Regions from separate parts of the Homo sapiens genome. Here region 1 is linked to region 2. Evidence: chromatin loops called from intact Hi-C (ENCODE). Cell type or tissue: heart left ventricle. All regions are shown on one strand.

Region 1 (4,000 bases), 150 kb before region 2:
TATAGAAATATATATTCACCAAAATGAACTTTAGTTAATGCTATTCCAGAATATAGCAAAATTACTCTACAGGTAAGCACACTTATTCTCTCTACTTGGTTGATGCTGCTATTTTGAAATAATCAGTTATTTTTTCTTATTTTCAGCCATTCTTTGTGACTTTATTATTGTACGTAGCATGGAATATTCTGTAATTCTCAAAAATATGTCTTCTTTTAGCTTTTGGGATACCATACTACTTTAATTGTGTTTTTGGACTTATATTCCTCTATTCTCTTCTCTGTTGGTTTTCATCTTTTCATCAGCTGTGCCCTGTATTCTTTCTTTTGAAGAGTTCACCCATCATCATAGGTTTATGTGTTAGAAATTATTGGGAGGTAAAAAGATGTTCAACAGCCTCTGCCCTCAAGGAGTTTGCAATTTTGTTAAGGAGACAAGTAAACTTAAATACATCATTGTATTTTTCTTACTATAGATTGCATAGCTTAGCTTAATTTTGTGATAATTTTCCCCCCAAGGAATTGTGTCCAGAGGAATTCATTCTTTTTAAGAATAAGATAGTCATTAAGAAGTTGGATGCTAGAAAATATGAAGAAAACTTAAAGGCAGAATTGACAAATTGGATTAAAAATGGCCAAGTGAAGAAGGTAATTTTCACACTTTCTTGGACAAAGTTTCACTTAATTGTTAATTGTTTGGAGTTGCATAATAATTTAGCCAATAAATGTTTTGTAATCTTTTTATTCCGATTTTTGTTTTAGTAATTCCATTTAAACATGTTATCCAGTGAGTATGAGATAGAATAAAGGAGGAGGGAAATGGTTTCATTTCTTAGCTCAGTGACCTTTAAAACATGCACCATAGGCTTTTGGTTTCTTCAGGTAACAGCTACAAACAGCTAAAAACGAAGAACCTTTAACTTTAACAGGAGAACCAATGTTGCCGAGGCTTTCACAGAAGAGGGACTGGCTCCAGAGGAATGATAGTGGAGATCAGGAATTAGTACAGGGGCTAATCTAAGAAAGTTTTGTGCAAATAAAAATAAATTATTTAAAAATAACCAATTTCTGAAACTCATGTACATGATGATAAATGAGAAAATATAAATATACCTGAAAGAGGCTCAGGCAAATTTATAGATGACAGACTCGTAGGTGGCTATGCTGAGAAGCAAAGATATCTTTGAGCATAACATTGATGCATCTTTGGTTCTAGTTTGCTGACTGTCATGTTTATTTGCATTTTTCACTCTGGTGGTGAAAGAAATAAAGATAAAAATGGTATGGGTTGGCCGGGAGTGGTGGCTCACACCTATAATCCCAGCACTTTGGGAAGCTGAGGCGAGTGGATCACTTGAGGCCAGAAGCTTGTGACCAGCCTGGCCAACATGGTGAAATCCTGTCTCTAAAAAAATACAAAAATTAGCCAGATGTGGTGGCGCATGCCTGTAATCCTAGCTACTCTGGAGATTGAAGTGGAAGAATCACTTGAGCCTGGGAGGCAGAGGTTGCAGTGAGCCAAGATCATGCCACTGTACTCCAGTCTGGGCAACAGAGGGAGACTCATCTTCAAAAAAAAAAAAAATGATACTGATGTTAGGAAATATTACAAATAATTTAGCCTGTTTGGCACAGAATGCTGTGTTCCATTAAATGTTAATCAGGGGAAAACTGAATACCAAGGATGTCCCTATTTGCCACCCCTCAAATGATAATTAAACTGGAAAATAACTTTGTCAAGAAAATTATTCATGATAGCCATAACTATTTCATCAAAGATTTTCCATTGTATATTATGTAAAGGAATTTAATGTTAATTTTCCTGATGTAAAATAACATTTATTTTTTCTGATTAAAAAAGAGGTAGATGCTGTTTATAAAAAAATTATCAAATATGGAATAGTAGGATAAAAGTTACTATCCACAATTTCAACAATATCTGAGGTGAACAACTTATTACACTTCTATTGGCCATTGTATTTTGTGACTCACTTATCTCTTGAATTTTCAGTTAAGCATTATAAACATGTCTGTATACTATTACAAATTATTGGTAGACATAGTTAAAACTTTTTCTTTTTAATTTTAAGAAATTAAATTTCTTTTCCATTATAGGTTTTATATACTCCTTAACATATTTGGCAGCTATTTTGTTATATAATAACTGGAGAAACCCTTTGTCACTCTTCCTGCAACAGTTGAAACAGCAACATTTTATGAACATCCTTATCCTACTGACTTATTTGTAGTACCTACAAAATATCATATATTATATTTTATATCTTTTATTATCTATTCTTTAGTATAGAGATGTCTGTGACTCTGTTGACTTTTACCACTACTTGATAATATTAAAGGACTATTTTAAAAACCCACCCAAAATTATATATGAAAAATTATTCTAATTTTAGACAACAAAATAATTCCTTTCTTTCTTCTGTTTCCACAAATTCTTTTTTTTTTTTTAAATAATTTTTACTTACTGTTGTAGGTCAAAAGAGTACTGAAGAACCTTAGTCCGGATTCATTGTCTAGTTCAAAAGATATGGTGAAAATGTTTCCTCTTCTTGTTGAAAAGTTAAGACAAATGGATAAGTTGCCTGCAATATTTTTTTTGTAAGTAACTGAAACTTAATTTATCTTTGTTTATATGTGAGAATTTTTTGTTTGGTTTTGTTTTCAATTAGTCTCATTTATATATAGTGGTTAGAAGTAACCCTACTTTTACCATTTTGTTGCATTTTAGAAAAATAATATAGATTTTATTTTTAAAGAAATGGGTCAGTCTTCTAGGTCAATCCTTATAAAATTTTTCATCTTATTACCCTCTTACTTCCTTGACTTTTGATTTTTAAAAAGGTTTTCAGCTTTCCTAAATTTCTTTTTGTAAGCAACTATCATTAACTTTAGAAATGTTCCTTTAGGAACTAAATTGCATTTTTCATGTACAGATGTAAAACACATAAAGCATTCATAATTTATTGAATGTTTGGTTTTTAATTTATAGCTAAGAAAACTAAGCCCAGAGGCTTTCCTTGATATGGTGTGGTATACTAAAAAGACCTTGAGTGGTATTTAGCATCTCTCTTTGATTAGGAGAACCGAAGTGGGACACATTAAGTGGGTAACACTGTGTACCCTGGACCCACTCTAATAATCAGAACCAAAAAACTTATTTAGCCCAGAGAATTTTAAATTATTTTAACTACGAAAATTTGCATAAAATAAATTCCCAGGACCTTGATCCAATGGTAATGTGAAGTTGTTTACAAAGACAAACACACAAACACATAGGTGTGTAGATACGTTAAATGGTAGCACTAAGCCACATGTGTTCTGTTACGCATCCGAAGTCCGTGCTGGTGGTCAGTAACCAAAAGATGATGATAAGAGAAATTAAAGAGTAGTATGACTGAAGTCACAAATGTGGGGAATTACAAGAAAATTTCTTCTTCTTTTGTGCTTGGACCAGAGTAAACAAATGAGGTATTCTGCCAACATGTTATAACATCTATCTAGATTACTTTCCAGTGTGGCTCTGAATTTTAGTTAGAAACAAATGTACCCCTATATATCACTGAGGAATGGCTGAAAGTATGACTTTGGGATAGGAATCTGAACAGAAACAGGATTCATTATTTATACACTTACATGCATTTACTTTTGTAAAATAAATTATTTTTAAAAATAGACATTTTAAATGTTTGGGAACGAGATCTTTGCCAGCTTTAACGGAGTTTCCAGTTGTCTTGAAAATATGCTACAGAAATCCTAGGTTGAGTCCACTGGTTTGTAGCTCTGGAACATTGAGAACTCTATGACAGTTGGTTTAGGCTCAAGCTGGGTCAACTTCCCTTCCCTAATCTGGACCCTAGAAAAAACACATGGTGCTGACAAGATGCATGATTAGTGACTGGTGCCCATGTAGAGGCGTAGTTAAGAGCGCATACTTTGGGTCAAATCTTAGCTTAAACTGCAGCTCTGCCCTCCTTTGGCTATGT
Region 2 (4,000 bases):
CTCGATCAGTCTCACTTCCTACCACTCTCCTCTACCAATACTCAATATTTATGATTCTCCTCACATGACTTACTTTTCTACCTCTTCCTTTCCATGAACTGACCCATCTGCCTTGAGTGCCCTCCTTCCTGATTGCTCCCTTTTTGGTATCTCATCTCTGAATCTTTCCTTGATTCCTGCAGTTAGAATTTCTACCCTCTCTCCTATGTTCTTCTACACTTTCAATAGCTAGTAGATCAATTATTGTAATGTATTGTTGTTTATATGTATTTCTTTTTCCTAAATTTTAAGTTCCTTTTCAACAGGAACCGTGTATTTTTCTTCTTGTGTCTTTAGTGCTTAGCACATTACCTGGCAGGTAATATTATTCCATAAATATATTTGAATGAATGAAAGATATTTCTCTCCAAGTTGAAACAGCTTTTAGAGCATTTCTGATTTAGGTTTTCCAAATTCTAGAGCAAACTAGAATTTGCTGCTGATCCTTCTGCTTATATTTCCTCTACCTATTTTTCTGTTTCCTTAGAAGCATGGGAGGTAAAAACCCAGGGACAGCATAGGAGGTGTAAGCCTTCTTAGTGACTTCAAGTTATAAAAATAAAGTGAGGGTGAGGGGACCCTTTAGATAGTCCCACTCTGGCCTCTTCCATCTGCATCCATTCCCATAAAGCAAGGGGCCAGTGGAGCTAAGGAGACATGCCCACCCGGAGCTCATTCTCACCCTTGAATTCCAGGTTATTATGGAGCTATATTTGTCAAGGTAGGTGGATAGAATTTATTTTATTTGACGGTTTATTACCTTGACTAAAAACTTACAGTGAGGCAATAATATGTGGAGCTTTGCCACATGCTCTGCAAATTTTAGGGCCAGGCCCTTCCATAGTCAGAGCGTTCTCCCCTGAGTTAAAGGTAACGTTACTTAACACGTAATGATGACATACAAGTGAGCACATCTTCTCATATTTAGAATTGTCTTCCGTGCACAGCTAAGAGAAAAATTTAAAAAATCAAATAAGTGATAAGTGACTTGGGTGCATGTTACATTGAGGGGTGATGGATGGACAACACAGTATGATGATACAATAGTCTAAGCCAGGGTTTACGGAGGAGTCTTCTAGGTAGATTCCTAGTAGCATACACTGAGATGAGGATATCTGTGGAAGGGATTTATTGAAGGTGTGTGCTCATGAGGGACCTATGAGAAAATGAACGAAGCAAGAAAGGGAAGGTGAAGAAAAGCAAGAATGTGGCTTCTGCTAGAATATAGCCTGATTCTAACCCTACTGGGAATGCCAGGACACCAGAGAATTGCCCCACCTTGAGTCAAGGGGGCTGATTTTTATACTTCATGTCACTCAGACATTGGGTGTGGGCTATTTCCCATCCCCAGGAGAGGTCGTAACCACCCAGGCATCTCCAAGAGGCCTCTGTCAGTTTAGGGCAATTGTCCAGGGAATGGTGCAGCTGAGAGCCTTAGCAACCCAACTCAAAGCAGCTGTAGCATCCACTACAAGGAGGGAAGGAGAATGACTAGAATTGGCAATGTGGAGCAAGGAGAATGCCTACCTTACATCCAAGCCCAGGGTCATGAAGGCCGAGGAAGAGAAAATGATCATCACTTTAACAAGGAGAAACAGAGTTATCTTGGGAGAACTGGGTTTGGCAAGACTACAGCCAGAAGGAAAAGGAACATCCCAGAAAATATCAATATGTGATAGAATTTTCTCATGATGGATCATAACATCCAGAGGCTGAAAAGGAAGGGCATTAGAGGAAGACTGAGTTATTAAAGATGCACAGCAGGCCGGGCACGGTGGCTCATGCCTGTAATCCCAGCACTTTGGGAGGCCGAGGCAGGTGGACCACGAGGTCAGGAGTTCAAGACAAGCCTGGCCAACATGGTGAAACCCCGTCTCTACTGAAGATACAAAATTTAGCCAGGTGCGGTGGTGGACACCTGTAATCCCAGCTACTCGGGAGGCTGAGGCAGGAGAATTGCTTGAACCCAGGAAGTGGAGGTTGCAGTGAGCTGAGATCACGCCATTACACTCCAGCCTGGGTGACAGAGAAAGACTCCATCTTGAAAATAAAATAAAATAAAATAAAATAATAAAGATGCACAGCCGTGGAAGTCTGGGTGAGAAGACTGACTTGGGAAGTCTTGGGCATCCTCTGGTGGCCAAATCAAATTAATTACTTCATTCATTATTTACAATTTCATTAATTAAAATTTTATTTTTATGAACAGAGATGAAAAGAGCCAGAAAAAAACCAGAAATGTGGATCAAAGCCTAATACATGAAGCTGAACATGATAATCTAGTGAAGTGTCTAGAGAAGAACCTGGAAATCCCACAGGACTGCACATATGCTGATCAAAAAGCAGTGGACACTGAGGTCAGCACTTACAACCTGATCGTTCTCCAAACTATTTCATTTGTCAGCCATAGCTTGTTAGTTGTAGATAATGCTTAATAAGATATATGCATAATATAATACATAATTAATACAATCCCTACCAAAAGAGAACTCTCCTTTAGCTACATATCACTCTTGAATGCTCTGCAGTGCATATCTAAAAAGGACATAATAGTCTAAGCCAGGGTTCATGGAGGAGTCTCCTAGGTCAAATTCCCTAGTAGCACACACTGAGATACCTGTGCAACAGATTTAGCAATTGTAGATTATTTCTTGCCTGTTAACAGTTCACCTCTGAAAATGTTTGCCGTTTCGTTATTTGTTTCTATTACATTGTTTCCACAGCCTGAATTCTAGACTTCAATTTCACATGCTGCATTTGAAAATTTGGGTGCATGTGGTCCAATACACTTTAAGTAATATTCACAGAATTTCTCAAAATCAGGGGCTTTTTACATTATAGCTAAAACACCAAAGAGGCATTGGAATAGCTAAAACTGGTATGCAGAAACCTTTTAAAATGCAAATTACTCATGCTTATAGTAGACAAATTTGAAGATATAAATATAGTAATAATAAAATCAATGTCATCACTCATAGTACTCACTGCCCTTCCAGACCAACCTTTTATCTCATTTTCCTGTGACTATACACATACAAACTTACATACATTTTGCGTATGTGTGTACACATATATGTATCATTCTATTGTGCACCTTCTTTTGTAAGCTTCATGGTGTCTTATTTTTTATAACCATGTATTTCGATCATCATTTTAATGAATACTTGATATTCTGTTGTGTGAGTGAATACATAATTGAAGTAACCACTAACCAGCCTTTTGCTTTTGGAAGCGTTTTTTTGTCGCTCTTCCTTCATAAGCAGTGTTCATCTTTGTCCATGTATCTCTGGACACAACCGTATTTCTTCTTTAAGACCTGGATATTTTTAAGTCCATTTGTGCTCAGTTTCAATGGGAAGTAGGCATTCCCGGACCACATAGGGTAAGGAACCTCCTCTGCCTTCTTGGAGAATTCTCCCTGTTGGGGAAAACTCCTGAGGCTCCAATAGCCAACTGATATCCCTCAGGCAAGAGCAGTCATGCACTCACCACCACTTGGTGTTTTATCTGCTACTTTGTCAAAATTTTCTGCCCCAGAAGTGGAGTAAGACAGTTTAAGATGGTCTGTCCAAAGAAGTGGGAAGATTTTTCTTGTAGTTACTGTTGCTGCCATAATGTTCTTTGTATTCATGTAGAGTCAGTTTCAAATAGTTGCCTGTTTAGCCAAATTATTACATAGTATGCATGTTATTTTCATTTAGACATTTTTAATTATAATTAAAATTAAATCATAATCCCTAAATGTCTTGCTTCTTTTAGACTTTGCAGAAGGTATTTGGTCGAGTAAAATTTGAAAGAAAAGGTGAAGAATTGAAAGCCTTGGCAGAAAGGGGTATTGGATATCATCACAGTGCTATGAGTTTCAAAGAAAAACAATTAGTTGAAATCCTCTTTAGAAAAGGATATCTTAGGGTAGGTGAATTTTCTTCATTCTAAAAATTGAAATTGTGACTGTTTCAAG

What was found. A loop is a pair of places that touch in the nucleus more often than their neighbours do. Peaks named below come from ENCODE experiments on the same cell type or tissue, not always from the same donor. Only the 100,000 strongest peaks of a DNase experiment are listed, where the experiment ranks them.
Region 1: a loop joins it to region 2, with 2.3 times the contacts of the local background. A loop is called at or near these places in 5 of 110 quality-filtered maps.

Annotation. Positions count from the first base shown.
Region 1 is chr4:168,402,597-168,406,596 of GRCh38, reverse strand. DDX60L (DExD/H-box 60 like) reads left to right here. Exons shown (of 38, transcript NM_001012967.3): 24 at 519-647; 25 at 2,491-2,615. Among named protein-coding and RNA genes, the nearest start is that of DDX60L, 76 kb to the left of the region's middle. In heart left ventricle, no CTCF peak of the experiment used is centred here; no DNase peak of the experiment used is centred here.
Region 2 is chr4:168,250,905-168,254,904 of GRCh38, reverse strand. DDX60 (DExD/H-box helicase 60) reads left to right here. Exons shown (of 38, transcript NM_017631.6): 27 at 2,249-2,396; 28 at 3,799-3,951. Among named protein-coding and RNA genes, the nearest start is that of DDX60, 66 kb to the left of the region's middle. In heart left ventricle, a CTCF peak has its summit at 2,160 (motif pointing left); no DNase peak of the experiment used is centred here.